Regions from separate parts of the Homo sapiens genome. Here region 1 is linked to region 2. The links are chromatin loops, found by intact Hi-C in ENCODE. Cell type or tissue: ovary. All regions are shown on one strand. Each heading gives the region's core, and the rest is flanking DNA. Links, peaks and the distances in the headings are about the cores only. Region 1 has its middle 120 kb from the start of ATP6AP2. Region 2 overlaps LINC03099 (long intergenic non-protein coding RNA 3099).

Region 1 (8,330 bases), core at 287-8,286, 190 kb after region 2:
AAACTATTATCTTCCAGTTTCTGGGGGTCCGGAATGCAGGTGTGGCCTAGTTGGGTCCTCTGGCTCAGGGTCTCTTGCAAGGCTGTAATCATGACATGGGAGAAGATCCACTTCCCAGCTCACTCATGCAGTTGCTATCAGCAGGCCTCAGGGCCTCATTGGCTGCTGGCTGGAGACATCGGTTCCATGCTCTGTTAGTCCGTTTTGTGTTGCTATAAAGGAATATCTGAGGCTGGGTAATTTATAAAGAAAAGAGGTTTATTTTGGCTCACAGTTCTGCAGGCTGTACAGGAAGTATGGCTCCAGCATCTGCTCCTGGTGAGGGTCTCAGGAAGCTTCCAGTCATGGTGGAAGGCGAAAGGGGAGCAGATGCACTCACATGGTGAGAGTGGGAGCAAGGGAGAGAGGAGGGGCGGCCTGGCTGTTTTAAACAACCAGTTCTCTCATGAACTAACAGAGTGACAACTCACTTATCATGGGGAGGGTACCAAGCCTTTCAGGAAGTATCTATTCCTATGACCCAAACACCTCCCACCAGGCCAACCTCCAGCTCTGGGGATCACATTTCAACATGAGATTTGGAAGGAACACATATCTAAATCATATCACTTGCCAGGTGGGCCTTCCCATAGGGCAGCTCACAAGATGGCGGCTGGCTTCCTTCAGAGCCACTGAGTGACACAGCAAGATAGAGTGGGCAAGATACAAACCAAAACCTCTTATAGCCTAATTTCAGAAGTGACATCCCATCATTTCTGCCTTACTCTATTTCTTTTCAGCAAAATTGAGTCAATAAGTCCAGCCCACATTCCAGAGGAGGGGATTACAAAAGGGCATGAACACCAGGAGGCAGAGATCATGGGGGCCATTGTAGAGGCTGCGTACCACATAGGGATTCTCATTTTATTCTCCCAACAGCTTTGTAAAGAACTTTTATCTTTATTTCAAAGGGGGAAAAGCTGGTTCAGAGAGGGTAAGTGTGGTGGTTACATTTTACGTGTCAATTTGGCTAAGCTGTGGAGTCCAATTGTTTGATTGAACACTACTCCAGATGTTGCTGTGAAGGTATCTTACAGATGTGATTAACATCTACAGTCAGTTGATTTTAAGTAAAGGAGATTACCCTCAATAATCTGCGTGGGCTTCATCCAATCAGTTGAAGACTTTAAGAGCAAAACTGAGGTTTCCCAAAGAAGAAAGAATTCTGCCTTGAGACCGTAACATAGAAATCCTGAGTTTCCAGCCTGCTGGCCTGTCCTGTGAATTTCAGGCTCAAAACTGCAACATCAAATCTTGCCTGAGTTTCTAGCCTACCAGCTTGCCCTACAAATTTCAAACTCGGGCCAGGCATGGTGGCTTATGCCTGTAATCCCAGCACTTTGGGAGGCCAAGGCAGGCGGATCACTTGAGCTCAGGAATTCGAGACCAGACTGGTCAATATGATGAAACCCCATCTCTACTGAAAATACAAAAAAAAAAAAAAAGTACCTGGGTGTGGTGGGTGGCATGTGCCTATAGTCCCAGCTACTTGGGAGGCTGAGGTGGAAGGATTGCTTGAGCCTGGGAGGCAGAGGTTGCAGTGAGCCAAGATCATGCCACTGCACTCTAGCCTGGGCAACAGAATGAGACCTTGTCTCAAAAAAAAAAAAAAAAATTCCAAACTTGCCAGCCCTCACAGTTGCATGTACCAATTCCTTTAAATATCTATATCTATCTATCCATCTATCTATCTATCCATCCACTGAAGGGGTTCAACACACACTATCCCAAGATATAATGCCTTGGCATATAGAATATTTTAGGTTGAAGGAATTTGAGAAATGGCAGTTGCAGGAAAGACCCTCTCACTCCCCTTTCTCCTCTGAAACAAATTGAAAGATCCTCATGTGAGAGGTGGCCTCTCTAGACCTGGAAGAAAAGATCATCCTTATATCTGAAGACAGAGGGACACCAATAGGAATCTGAACTAACAGGCCTTGCTAAGTCTCCCTCAGTTTACTCCACTTAGGGCATACCCCTTGGTCCTTTCTATCACATTTTTTCACTACTCTCCACTCTTCATCAAACCTAGTATTAAAATGCTGAAGCTTAACTTCATTTCCTCTGAAGGCTCCTGTGTCAGGTGAAGCTTCCATTAAATAAGTTTGTATGCTTTTCTCTTGTTAATCTGTCTTTTTTTTAGTCTAATTAACAGGGCCGCAGCCAGAGAAACTAGGAGGATGTAGAGGAAAAGATGTTTTTTCTTCCCCTACAATAAACACACACACACTCACACACACACACATATCCTACTAGTTCTGCTTCTCTGTAGAACTCTGACTGATACAGAAAGTGTTTTTCCCAAGTCATATAGTTGGTAAGTGGTGAAACAGGGAGGTGGAGAAAGAAGTTGAGAGCATAAAGCAGTCATTCAATCAACAAAGATTGATGAGTGATGTGGCAGATTGTGTTTTCCAAAGATGGTCACCACAACATATCCCAATCCACATGCTCTTCTTAGAATGTGACACTGAGAACTTTCCCATCAAGAGATGGGGTTTGTGCTTCCTCCCCTTGAATCTGAGTGGGTGTGTGATTACAGCAGAAGTGACACTATTTGATTTCCAAGCCTAGGTCTTAAAAGGTGACACCACTTTTGCCTACCCCACTTGAGATCTTCACACTTGGAAGTCAGCAGCCACACTGCAAGGCAGCCCAAACTAGCCCATATGGAGAGAGCACCTGGAAAGGCCACATGTAGGTTTCTAGCTGACAGTCCAGCTGCGGCCCAGCTGACAGCCAGCATCAACCCCCAGACAGGTGAGTGCGCAAGCCTTCAGACGATTCCAGCACCAGACATTCTGGAGTGGAAACAAGCTGCCCCTGCTATGCCTTGTCCAAATTCATGACACATGGAAACCTTGAAGGATTTTTTAAAAATTGCTAACGCTCTAGGCCAGTAAGTTTTCGGGGTGATTTGTTACCAACATCAGGCCTGGTTGGAGGCCCAAGGGATACACTGGTGAGTAAGATGGACATCGTCTAATGATGTTTTATATTAGTCAGCTAGGACTTTAGCAAAATATGTAGACTGGGTGGCTTAAACAGCAGAAACTTACTTCCCACTGTTCTGGAGGCTGGGAAGTCCAAGATCAAGGTGCCAGCAGATTTGGTGTCTGGCGAGGGCTGGCTTTCTGATTCATGGATAGTGCCTTCCAGCTGTGTCTTCACGTGGCAGAAAGGGCAAGGAATCTCTCTGGGGCCTCTTTGATAAGGGCACTCATCCAATTCATGAGAGCTCATGACCTAATCACCTCCCAAAGGCCCTACCTGCTAACACCATCATATTGATAGGCTTTCAACATACCAGTGTTGGAGGAATACAACCATTCAGTTCATGGCAAGTTTACATTCCAAACAGGGGAGACCATTCATAATCACATAACCAAACAAGGGGAAAATAAAACAGAGTGATGTGTTTCGGAGGTACCGTATGAACTTGGTTGGTCAGGGAAGGCCCCTCTGAGGTGGTGCTATTTGAGTTAAGATGTGAATGATGGGAAGAGGCAGAGGAGCAAAGAGCAGGGGAAAGGGAATCTCAGCAGAAGGTACAGCAAGCTCAAGGCTCTGCCCAAGGACAGACTTGGACAGGGGTCTCTGAAGGATGGCAGCAGCTGGAAGGTAGCAAAGACTTCCAAGGGGTCTGGTGGAGGTGGCCCCATGGCCTGAGGCAGGGATAGGAAACTTCATTGTATTTCTTTCGTTTTTTGCGACAGGGTCTTGCTCTGTCACCCAGGCTGGAGTGCAGTGGAGCAATCACGGCTCACTGCAGCCTCAGCCTCCCAGGCTCAAGTGATCCTCCCACCTCAGCCTCTCGAGTAGCTGGGACTACAGGTGTGCATCACCACACCCAGCTATTTTTTTAATTTTTTGTGGAAACAAGGCCCAGGTTAGTCTTGAACTTCTGGGCTGAATTGATCCTCCTGCCTTGGCCTTTTTTTTTTCCTTCTTCTTCTTCCTTTGAGACAAGATTTTGCTCTGTCGCCCAGGCTGGAGCACAGTGACACCATCAGGGCTCACTGAAGTTTGATCCTCCTGGGCTCAGGTGATCCTCCCACCTCAGCCTCTCAAGTAGTCGGTACTACAGGTTTGTGCCACCTGTAGTTCATGCCCTGCGAATTTTTTTTTTTTTTTTTTTTGTAGCGACAGAGTTTCATCATGTTGGCCAGGCTGGTCTTGAACTCCTGGGCTCAAACTATCCTCCTGCCTCATCCTCCCAAATTGCTGGGATTACAGGCATGAGCCACCTCACCCGGCCCAGGAAACTTCATTTATTGATAATGAAGTGCCAGGACCTTTTGCTTGCCCCATCATAGCTAACCTGTCGAGGGTCGGTGGAGGGTGGGGGACATGGGTCAAATCCAGTGCTCCAGGCAAGTCGGCCCTGGGAGGGGTCAGCAGAAGCTGCCTCAGAGTTGGTCCAGCCCTGCCCAAAGCCTGCCTTGGGCCCAGCTGGCCTCCACTCCTGGCCAGGAAAAGGGAGGGAGGGAAGGAGGGGAGGCGGGCCTCCCATGCATATCAATGGGCCCTTTCTCCTTTCAATAAGCTCAGCAGAGTCCCGGCCTTTGTCTGGGCCCCTACTCCCAGGGCAGATCTCATAAAGGGCCTCAAACTGCTGGCAGGGGCTAAGGACAGGGTAGTGTGAGTTGTCCTCACAATGGCAGGGTGAGGAGGTTAAAGCCCGGCATCAGCTGCCCAGAATCTCATCCCTGAGGCTTTTCCTGCTTTTGTTATTCCTGATCATAGGCCTGATATGTGATTTGATTTGGGCCTCTTTGCAGTTAATTGAAGAAGAAATTCAGGTGGAGGATGGCTAGGCTGGATTTGGCCAAGGTTACAATGTAGTAGTGAGCCCGGAGTGGTGTGGGAGAAGTAGGGCCAAAACAAGGGAGGTGTGCAGTCTCTGGGCTTTCAGACTCCCAGAATTATGGGCTCCATGGAGCTCCTCAATGTGTATTTTAGATCCCCACTATTTGGGGCAAGAGACAAACTGCTCATCTTGTAGACAACTCTTGTATGGCAGGTCTGATAGGGTTTTGAGGGAATGATCTTGCCATGCAATGACACTGCTGGGGGACTGAGGAGCCTTCACTCCTAGACTCTCCAGGAATTGTGCATTAATGCTCCAAAACTGCATATCCCCCAAAACAGGAGGAGGGTAGATAAATTGCAGTGTAATCACACAATGGAATACTACACAGCAATAAAAAGAACAAACCACTGAAACCTCTGTAACAGAAATGAATCTTATGGACATCAGGTTGAGTGAAAGAAGCCAGACACAAAAGAGTAACTATTGGATTCCATTTGTATGAAGTTCAAGAACAGGTGATGCCAATCAATTATGCTGAAGGTCAGAATGTGGCTGCTTATGGGGGCATGACTAGGAGGGGGCACAGGGGAACCTTCTGGGGTAGGTGCTCAAGTTATTCTGTATCTCCATCTGGTTGATGGTTACACACATCTATACATATGCACAAATTCATCTAGCTGTACATTTCAGATCTGTGTGCTCCACTCCCGGCATGGTGACATGCCCTTAGAGTCTCAGCTACTTGGGAGGCTGAGCTGGGAGGATCATGTGAGCCCAGGGGTTGTTAGTCCAACCTGGGCAAATCCCCATTTTAAAAGAGAGAGAGAGAGAATGAAAAGAAAAAATGACCCATCCAGGGAGAACTCTGTTTATGTAGGGGCTGTTCAGGGAGCCAGATTCCAGCTGTACTAATTGAGGAGTTCAAGCCGCATTCTCAAAACGAGTCTTTTGCTGACACCTGTCCCTCAATTCCTTTGTCCTGCACAGAGCGTTCAGGCAGGAACTGCCATTGACCACAGAAGCCAGAAAGCCCTCGGACCAATTACTATTTTAGTCCACACAGGCTGTTATAACAAAGTATCATAGACTGTGTGGCTGATAAACCACAGAAATGTATTTCTCACAGTTCTGGAGGCTGGGATGTCTAAGATCACAGTGCCCACAGGGTTGGGATCTGGGGAGGTCCTGCTTCCGACTGCAGACAGCTGACTTCTCCTTGTGCCCTCACATGGCAGAAAGAGGGAGAGAGAGCCCTCTGGGGTCCCTTTTATAAGGGCACTGAAGCCATTCATGAGGGCTCCATCCTCTTGACCTAATGATTTTCCAAAGGCTCCACTTTCTAATACCATCACACTAGGGGTTAGGATTTCAACATGAATTTTTGGAGGACACAGGCATCCTTTCCCACCCTCTGGATGGCACCTAAACTCACATGAGTAGGGGCCAGTGGCCTTTGCTCTCTGCACACTCTATGGAATCACTTTTGCTAGGTATTTTGTCCACCACTTCCTTCTCGCAGCAAAAAGCTGGCTATGGCTACACGACCATAGCCTTCCCCATGGAGTTCCTAACTTTTGCCTATTTGGGCTCTTGATCATATTTGCTGTTTTGGTTGAATCTCTCAGCTTTCTCTGGCCTATCCATCTGTCTCTCTGCTCCTCCCTTCTCCCACTTGAATTACTTCCCCAGTATGTAATCCACCCACCACAACCACACACAGACCTACAAGCAAACACACAAATGCTTTTCCAAAGGGGACTCCAGGCAGACCTGTTACCAAGCAGCTTGGGGAGGTCTCAGTGCTTCTTTGTATCTTGAAGCCAACAGGAATGAAAGACTAGAAATGAAGGCAGGGGTGAATGAGTGACTCAGTAAGTGTCCCTCACACTGGCCCTGTAAGCTAAGGCAGAACTAGGAAGCAGGGAACTTTTTCTGAACTGGCTTTACATTTGCAAGGGCAACAGACATCAGCGCTTAGGCATCCTCGGGGAGTATGGTGGAGACTGACGGTCCTCCTCAAATATCTCCTCCAAGTTGACCATCCTGTAGCCATCTCACCACTGTGATCCCACCAGTGTGGGATTCAGTGCAAATCTGTAAGTATCTATTGTGGGGCAATACCTAAGAAATACAGACTATAGTTCCTACTGCTGGAGCACCTCAACATTTATTGAACGGAAGAAATGGATAGATGACTTCCAATTAGCCATGGAATATTGAGCACACTCCCAGGCCTCTGATGTTTCTCCCAAAGCCCCCACTAAAATAACGGTTATGGGATATTTAAAAAATCTAAATCCATAAGGACAAAGGAGAGAGAGAGAGAGAAGAAAATGCAGCCGTTGAAAGATGGCATTAACATTTTTGAAGCCAGAAAGCAAATGGACAAAAGGTAACTGACTTAGCAGACTGACAACCAGAGAATGTTGGAAGCTAAGTGCCTGTGGGGGTAGAAGCTGTAAGAAGCAAGTCAATTCAGGCAGCACAACCCCAAAAAGGCTGAGGGACTGGAGGCACCAGGTACCGCAGAAGGTGCACGTGGGCTGAAGACAAGACTGTTGGCATGTCTAAGAGGCAGTTAGATTCTGCCACCTCTCCCAGGTAAGTCACTGTACCCTTGTCCCCTGACCTCATCAGAGCATGGGGTTCACTTTCTGGAGAAATCTGACTTGAAAGACTCTAGACTCAAGACACCATACTCAGTTGACCATAAAGGTGCTGTACAGGAAACAGGAGGTACCTACTGGAAACAAAATTAATGAATCGTTATCATCATTTTAAGCAGCTAAGTTTTGGAGTAATTTGCTACATGGCAGAAGATTAATAAAGAAAGTAAACTATGGACATGGAAAGCCTGGGATTCAGGAAACTGGAGAGTACACATCTTGGAGAGAGGCAAGGAGAATTCTCACTTTGATGACGAGGGGAGATCCCAGGCAGCCCGCTGGACAGCAGCCCAGAATGGATCCCAGGCAGACACAGCAGGAGCTGGAGCATGCAGGATTCCAGGCCGGGGACTCAAAGAAACAGAATACAAAGAAGTGGAGGGGCTTCTTTGAATGTATCCAGAAGAGACATACATATACTCCTTTGGTGGTAAATTCAGAATAGATATACAGAAAGCTAAACAAAAAGGGGGCAAGGCTGGGCATGGTGGCTCATGCCTGTAATCCCAACATTTTGGGAGGCCAAGGTGGGCAGATCATTTGAGGCCAGGAGTTTGAGACCAGCCTGGCCAACATGGCAAAACCCCGTCTCTACAAAAAATACAAAATAAATTAGCCAGATGTGGTGGTGCATGCCTCTAATTCCAGCTACTCAGGAGGCTGAGGCACGAGAATCTCTTGAACCCAGGAGGCCAAGGTTGCAGTGCGCCACTGCACTCCATCCTGGGCGACAGAGCCAGACTTTGTCTCAAAAAAAAAGGTGGGGAAGGGCAAGAAATAAATTATTAACTCTAATGTATATAGTAGATGAC
Region 2 (8,330 bases), core at 167-8,166:
AGCAGGTACTCTTGAATTGACACCATTTTGGGGGGCATCATAATAGGTGGCCCACACTGGGGGTGAGGTGGGCCCAGACTGCACGGTCCAGGGAGAAGGGAGTATGTCCCAGCTGTGGCCAGATAAGTGTAAAGCCCTAGTGAGCCAGAATAATCTGGTATCTCCCAGGTTCTTCATGCCTAGTTAATTTTTGGCCCCCCACCCACAATGAGTTTTTCATAAAAGTCCAGCTTCCTTTAAGTCTCTGGGCCCCCCACCCACAATGAGTTTTTCATAAAAGTCCAGCTTCCTTTAAGTCTCTAGTCTTCCTTTAAGCCTGGGGGGAAATCATCCAGGTTTGTCCTGGAAGCCAGGGTACTGGTGACTGTGAGACTTAGGGTGAGAGGCTCTCAAATGGAAGATGCAACCCATATGGGCAGAATAACTGGGACTACAGGTGCATTCCACCATGCCTGGATAATTAAAATAATTTTTTTTTTTTGTAGAGACCCAAGGTGGTCTCAAACTCCTGAGCTCAAGTGATCCTCCCATCTCGGCCTCCCAAAGTATTGGGATTACAGGCATGAACCACTGCTCTCCACCTGATAGCATTTTGATAGGAGGAGTAAGGGATAGTCTGGGGCAGAGACAGGCAGCGATCCCAGGCTGGAGACACAAGGAGGCCAGGCTGTGGGACAGGAGAAGCAGGGGTGGGTGGCTGGGATGGGAATAGAGCATAAATGACAAGTAGTGGCTGAGCGCAGTGGCTCAAACCTGTAATCCCAGCACTTTGGGAGGCCAAGGCGGGTGGATCACTTGAGGTCAGGAGTTCAAGACCAGCCTGGCCAACATGGTGTACTAAAAATACAAAAATTAGCCAGGTGTGGTGGTGCACGCCCACACCTGTGATCCCAGCTACTTGGGAGGCTGAGGCAGGAGACTTGCTTGAATTCAGGAGGTGGAGGCTGCAGTGAGCCGAGATCACCCCATTGCACTCCAGCTTGGGCGACAGAGCGAAACTCTGTCTCAAGGAGAAAAAAAAAAAAGACAAATAGTGACCTTTCCTACTTCAAACCCTTGCCTAGGCCAGCCCTGCTCTGAGCATCAGCTGAAAGACTTTGAGCATTTTTAAAGAGGAAATGTGCCCCCTCCCGCTCCCCTCAACTCGTGGTTTCACAGTGTAAATTGTGCTTCAGAAGGCAGGGCTCACCCCCTCAGGGGACACAGCAGCTTTAATCTGTTACACCTGCTTTTAGTGACCAGGTCCCAGGGCACAGCAGGCTCCAGAAAGACCAGGCCAGGCCTCTTTGGAATGACAGGGGGCAGAGGTGCTTTTTTCTAGGGTGGGTGGGTCTTTGCGGACCAGGCACAATTCTGCTTCCAGAGCAGTCTTCACCATAATGGTCCATTGGTGGCTTCAGCCTCAGGTTTGAAGGTGGGCTACATCACAGCAAAATGCTAAAACCTGGTGAATATTTGTATGCAAGTTCAAGCCCTATTTGGCTCTTGACCCCTTTTAAGAGAGAACGGGGTGTTGCCATTGGTTTCAGGTCTCATCTGTGGATTAAATTTGTGAGCTAATAATAACCAGTTCAACTGCCCCTGATATCAGTGGTTCTCGAAGCATGGTCCTGGCCCAGCAGCATCACTGGGAAGCTTGTTAGAAACACAGATGTTGGGGGCTCACACCAGACTGGCTGAGTCATACTCTTTGGAGATGGGCTGAGGCCCGGGGATCTGTGTTTTAAGAAGCCCTCCAGGTGATTCTGACGCCCATTCAAGTTTGAGAATCACTGTTTATTAAGTGTATTATCCCTATTTAACAGATGAAGAAAATGCAGTTCAGAGGGGGATAAGTAACTCTACCAGGATCAAGCTGCCATCAAGTGGAGTGCCAGGACTCAAACCTGGGTCTTTCATTGGAGGAATTATGTGGGCCGAGCGTGGTGGCTCATGCCTGTAATCCCAGCACTTTGGGAGACCGAGGAGGGAGGATCTCTTGAGGCCAGATGTTTGAGAGCAGCCTGGCCAACACAGCAAGACCCCCATCTCTAAAAAAAGAAAAAAAAAAAGAGAAGCTGTTTTTTCTTTTGATTCTTCCCGTCCATCCATCCATCCTCTTTCAGCCTCGATTCTCTCTCCTGGGGTTCTCAACTTGGCTGCATATTGACACCAGCTGGGGAGCTTTAAAAAATAATATTGACGCTAGGGCTTCACCCTAGGAAATGGCATCTGCAGGGGGTGGCTCCAGCATCCGTACTTTTTTCTTCCCTGCTCACAGGCAGCTTCACCCAGGTTCCACTGCCATTTAAAATGTTTCTTGGCCGGGCACGCTGGCTCACACCTGTAATCCCAGCACTTTGGGAGGCCGAGGCAGGCGGATCACAAGGTCAGGAGTTTGAGACCAGCCTGGCCAACATGATGAAACCCCATCTCTATTAAAAATACAAAAATTAGCCGGGTGTGATGGTGGGCGCCTGTAATCCCAGCTACTCAGGAGGCTGAGGCAAGAGAATCGCTTGAACCCGGGAGGCGGACGTTGGAGTGAGGCGAGGTCACGCCACTGTGCTCCAGCCTGGGTGAAAGAGCGAAACTCCGTCTCAAAAAAAAAAAAAGTTTCTGATGAATGCATTTGCACTAAAGTGTGCGTAACTGAATGTGTTACCTTTCTGGGGTATCTGCATTTGAAAAAAGAAACCAAGGACATAAAATAATGAATTGCATAAGCATCCCAGCAAGTGGGAGAGGCCGGCTTTTGATCCCGATTCGCACTTGCAGTAGATTGATTGCTCTTACGCACCCTGCTGAAATCTACCCGGCAGACCTGCTCCTACCCAGCCTTATCTGAGATTTCTGAATATGTTGTGTCTTTTCGAGGGGTGTTTTGGACTAGAAGAACTTGCATGAATCATTCTTGAATGCCCTTAAGCCATCAGCCTTGCCCACACAGGGCTGAGTTTCCCAAACGGCCAGTCAGTTCCATTCTAACTAGCCAGCAAAACCAAAATCGTTTTTAAAAGAACGTTATTTTTAAAGCATTCCAGAATGAATGCTAAGGACCTCTTTCCTCAGGCCTCTTCCCATGTCCATCCAAACATATTCTGCCACAGAAATTGCAGCAGCACCCAAGTCATAAGTTAGAGAAGAGTAATTCCCCAGACCCCAATTCAAACAAATTGTGTGAGACCCATAGTGTGGGTAACTCTAGGACTTGAAAAGATTTAGATGTTGACCTAGGCTGCAGGCTCCCTCCACCCCCTTTAATTTTAAGTTGTGATCAACCTTTGGTCTTTAAAAGCAAAGAGAAAGAAAAGACCACCCTAAAATGATTTTTTTTTTTTAATGGCAGCGACAGTCTCTACCCTGTTTCCCGCACCTGGTGGGGGACACAGAAACACCTCCGCCCTTCAGGAAACAGCCCACTTGTCAGCAGCTGGGCTCCCAGGAACAAAGGCCTAGGTTCATTACCACAGTATCGACCCTGACACGTTCCACCCCGGCCACCTCCCCCAGAGTTCCTCAATTCACACCCCAAATGAAGTGTAATTGGACCTGGACACCTTTGAAGTCCTCTAGCAGATTGCCAGCATTTTGAAATGTCCTTGATTTGCATGGTGAGGACCTGGTTGGAGGTGACATTTTCCTTCCCCTCATCCCACAGTTTTAAAGACAGAATTATTTTAAATGACATTCTCCAACCAGGAAGAGTTACCATGGAAGAAATAAAAATTCTCAAAGCCAAAAAAAAAAAAAAGAAAAGGAAAAATGTCCGATGATTTGATTAATTTCTAATTCACACTTTGGTCCAGTCCTGTATCTAAGGGTGCCACATAGGGAAGCCATGGTTTCCTCCCCAACTTCTCCCCAGGTCTCCAAGCTGGGGGATGACAAAGACCCTGGAGACTTGGCTAGGAGATTCTGACGGCCAGCAGGCCACTTATCAGACCTGAAATCAGAAAACAAGCGCAGCTGCAGGCCCTTGGGTTGGTGAGGGAGGCGGTGTGTTGATTGCAGACCATCTATCTTCCTTCCCAGCTGAGCCAGGGCTGCTCTGCGGAAATCACGTGCACTCCCAGAAATAAGCATGCCTGTGTGCACCATGAGTCTAAAGCTTGATGGTTTCCTGCAAGCCAGAGGAGGAAGGGCCTGCCTGGTGGAGTCATGCCTGCAGACACGTGTCGAGCCTAGGAGGGGCCAGCTTGGCAGTCCATTTTGCTCTGGGAAGCGGCCAGCACCCAGTTTGCAGCCGCCCCCCAACTTGTCTGCGGAGAGCTTCCTTGGGGGCAGCCATCCTCTGAAGCAAATGACCCACTTTCCCCCAGAGCAGCGCTGTCCGACAGAACCCTCTGTGAGCATGGAAAGGTTTTCTATCTGTGCTGTCCAACAGGGGAGCCACCAGCCACATGTGGTTACTGAGCACTTGAGATGTGGCTGGTGTGACTGAGGAAGTGAATTTTATATTTTCTTTGACTTTAATTGAAGTAGCCACATGTGGCTAGTGGGCAAGTGGGACGGCACAAAGACAGATGAACAAATAAAACCCATAAGAAGGCCGGGCACGGTGGCTGACTTCTGTAATCCCAGCACTTTGGGAGGCTGAGGCGTGAGGATTGCTTAAGGCCAGGAGTTCGAGACCTCATCTCTACCAAAAATTTTTAAGAAGTAGCTGGGTGTGGTGTCGCACACCTTTAGACACAGTTGCTTGGGAGGCTGAGGCAGGAGGATTGCTTAAGGCCAGGAGTTCGAGACCTCATCTCTACCAAAAATTTTTAAGAAGTAGCTGGGTGTGGTGTCGCACACCTTTAGACACAGTTGCTTGGGAGGCTGAGGCAGGAGGATTGCTTGAGCCCAGGAGGTTGAGACTGCAGTGAGCTATGATCGACCCACTGTACTCCAGCCTGGGGGACAGAGCAAGACCCTATCTATAAAAACAAACAAACAGGCTGGACGCAGTGGCTCACGCCTGTAATCCCAGCACTTTGGGAGGCTGAGGCGGGCGGATCAAGAGGTCAGGAGATCGAGACCATCCTGGCTAACACGGTGAAACCCTGTCTCTACTGAAAATACAAAAAAATTAGCCAAGCGTGGTGGTGGGCGCCTGTAGTCCCAGCTGCTTGGGAGGCTGAGGCAGGAGAATGGCGTGAACCCAGGAGGTGGAGCTTGCAGTGAGCCGAGATCAGGCCACTGTACTCCAGCCTGGGCAACAGAGCGAGACTCCATCTCAAAACAAACAAACAAACAAACAAAACACCCAGGAGTGGAAGTCCCAGTTTGCAGGGTATATAATGTTGACTATCAACTCCCCAAAAAAGACCATCAGAAAAAATCAAGCAGTGCTAAGTTTATTAGACCTGCTTCAATAAGAAAGAGCCCCCTTGACAGAATGTTACTAGCGTCTCAAAGTGGGGAAACTGGGGACATGTATTTATAGTGTTTTAGAGCCCAGACTAGGTGATTTGCAAATTGGGTCTTTCAAGGCAAGAAATTTGGACTGGGGAGAGTTTATGAAGAAATAGCTTTCGGCTCTTGAACACAGCAAGGCCAAAGTGCTGTAGTAACCCTTGATTGGCTAGCTAGCTGTTGGTCTTGACAACAAGTTATTTTAGTTGGTTCCATCTTATCTTTCAGAAGCAAGTATTTCTTAGGGCAAGTAGCTAAGTTATTTTTGCTTGTTTTCAGTATTATTTAAACATGGGGACATGAGCATATGCCTGGTCCCAGTATTGTTTAACATAGGGACAGGGAATAACAAATTACCCCAAAACTTTGTGACTTAAAACAATAAACATTTATTATCTCATAGTTTCTGAGAGTTAGGAATTTGAGAGTGGCTTAGCTGGGTGGTCCTGGCTTGGGGTGTCTCATGAGGTTGCAGCCAGGGTGTTGGCCGGCACTTCCAACAGTCATCTGAAAGCTTTCCTGGGGCTGAAGTATACCCACTTTCAAGGTGGCTCGCTCACATAGATGGTGCAATGTTGTTGGCTGTTGGCAGGAGGGCTCGGTTTCTTGCCATGTGGGCCTGTCCAATGGGACTGCTTGAGTGCCCTTATGGCATGGTAGCTGGCTTCCCTGAGAGCAAGTGACTCAAAAGAGAGCCAGACTGAGCCCACAATGTCTTTTATCACCTAACCTTGAAGTCTCAGTTTATCATTTATACACTATCTTATTGGTTATATAGCTTGGCCTCATTTAATGTGGGAGGTGACTGCACAATGAGTTAATATCAGGGGGTGAGAATCCCAGGGAGAAGGAATAATGTGGTTTCAGTTCTCAGTGGTAAGTGGGGATAGTAGTATAAGGGGGATGGAGGTTTCTGGTTTTCAGAGCTGAGAAGCAGTGGTGGCGAATCTGAACGTGTAGGTTGCGGGGACCCACTGACTGACCCAACCTTCCACCCACTTCTTATGGTATATTGTTCCAGTTATTGTTGCTACATAACAAGTTACTCCAAAATTTAGTGACTTCAAACAAACATTTCATTATGCTTATGGACTCTCTGGGTCAGGAATTTGTGCAGGGCACAATAGGGGATGGCTTGACTGTGCCCTGCGATATCTGAGGGCTCAGCTGGAAAGACTCAAAGATCAGAGATGATGTGATGCTTAGGAGCTGGGGTCATCTGAAGGTTCCAGCATTTACATGTCTGGTGCCTGGACTAGGAGGACTCAAACACTTGGACTGTGGATTGAAGAGTTTTCAGGTGACCTCTCCATGTAGCTTGGGCTTCCTCACAGCATGGCAGCCTTAGCATAGTGGGACTTCTTACATGGCAACTCAGGGCTTCAAGTGTGATTGTTCCAAGAAACGCAGCGGAAGCTGCATGGGCTCTTATGACCCAGTCTTGGGAACTTCCATGGTGTTGATTGAACGAGTCACAAGCCTGCCTGGATTCAAGGGAATGGGACACAGACCTCATTTCTCAATGTCAGTGGAGAATGTCAATGTCACATTGTTAAAGAGCACATGAGGTGGATGATATTGTTGCAGCCCTTCTTGGGAAATACAGTCTGCCATGCATGACAATTTCCTAAAGCTTTTGTCTTTGATGGGTGGGAGCAGTGGGGGTGGGAGGAATTAGGGCCCAGGGCATCCTACAGAGCTATCTTTGTTAGACAATGCTTGTTCTGCCCTAATCATAGCTTGCTGGCTGCAATGGTATAAACATTTGTGTCCCCCTAAAATTCATTTGTTAATACTAATCCCCAGTGCAATAGTATTAAGAAATACTAATACCAAAGGCCCAGAGGATGGGCCTTTGGGAAATGATCAGTTCATGAGGGCTCTGCCCTCATGGGATTAGTGCCCTTATAAAAGAGGCCCAAGGGAGCTTATTTGTCCCTTCCACCATGTCCTCACACATAGAAGGTGCCATCTATGACACAGAGGACCCTCACTAGACACTGAATCTGCTGGTGCCTCGATCTTGGACTTTCCAGCCTCCAGAACTGTGAGCAATAAATTTCTGTTGTTTATAAGCCACCCAGTTTATGGTATTTTTTTATGGCAACCTGAACAGACTAAGACACTGGCCCAAGCCCAAGCTGACGGGGACACACAAGGAGGAAGAGATGAATCTAGGAAAGGTGGTTCTTCACACAGGCCCATGGGACAGTGTCCCAGAGGATGGTGCCAGAGAGAGCTCTGCCACTTACTGACTGTGTGGCTTGGACAAGTGGCTTGACACTTGTGTGCCTTACGTCTAAATTGGGAATGATAAGCCCTGTCTCAGGATTTTTTTTTTTTTTTTGAGGTGGAGTCTCGCTCCATTGCCCAGGCTGGAGTACAGTGGCTCGATCTTGGCTCACTGCAAGCTCCACCTTCCGGGTTCACGCCATTCTCCTGCCTCAGCCTCCTGAAGAGCTGGGACTACGGGCACCTGCCACCACGCTCAGCTAATTTTTTATATTTTTAGTAGAAACGGGGTTTCACTGTGTTAGCCAGGATGGTCTCGATCTCCTGACCTCGTGATCCACCCACCTTGGCCTCCCAAAGTGCTGAGATTACAGGTGTGAGCCACCGTGCCCTGCCAGGATCTTTGTAAGGAGGAGGTTACGTACAGTGGGTCAAGTTATAGTAGAGTGGCTGGCACAGAGTGGGCATTCAAGGGATGGTAGCTGCCATCATGATATCATGATGACTTCCCCACCCCTTATCCAATCAGAGTCCAATGATCTGTGGCATAGTATTAGATGTGTCTGGGTAACAAATCACCCCAAAATTTAGTGGCTTAAAATAATGAAAGTCTTTTTTAAAACAAACAAACAAACAAACAAAAACAACTGCCCTTGTTCCTGTGACTCAGAATCCAGAGCTTGGCTGGGCAGGGTGGCTTAGGATCTCTCAAGAGGTTG

What was found. A loop is a pair of places that touch in the nucleus more often than their neighbours do. Peaks named below come from ENCODE experiments on the same cell type or tissue, not always from the same donor. Only the 100,000 strongest peaks of a DNase experiment are listed, where the experiment ranks them.
Region 1: it touches region 2 in a loop (2.1-fold over the local background); 9 of 110 quality-filtered maps call a loop at or near these places.

The regions. Positions count from the first base shown.
Region 1 is chrX:40,455,196-40,463,525 of GRCh38, forward strand. No RefSeq gene overlaps it. Among named protein-coding and RNA genes, the nearest start is that of ATP6AP2, 120 kb to the right of the region's middle. In ovary, for the core only: no CTCF peak of the experiment used is centred there; a DNase peak (open chromatin) is centred at 4,406.
Region 2 is chrX:40,269,510-40,277,839 of GRCh38, forward strand. The region is part of intron 1 of LINC03099 (long intergenic non-protein coding RNA 3099); the gene reads left to right. Among named protein-coding and RNA genes, the nearest start is that of LINC03099, 11 kb to the left of the region's middle. In ovary, for the core only: no CTCF peak of the experiment used is centred there; a DNase peak (open chromatin) is centred at 4,223; H3K27ac peaks cover 312 bases.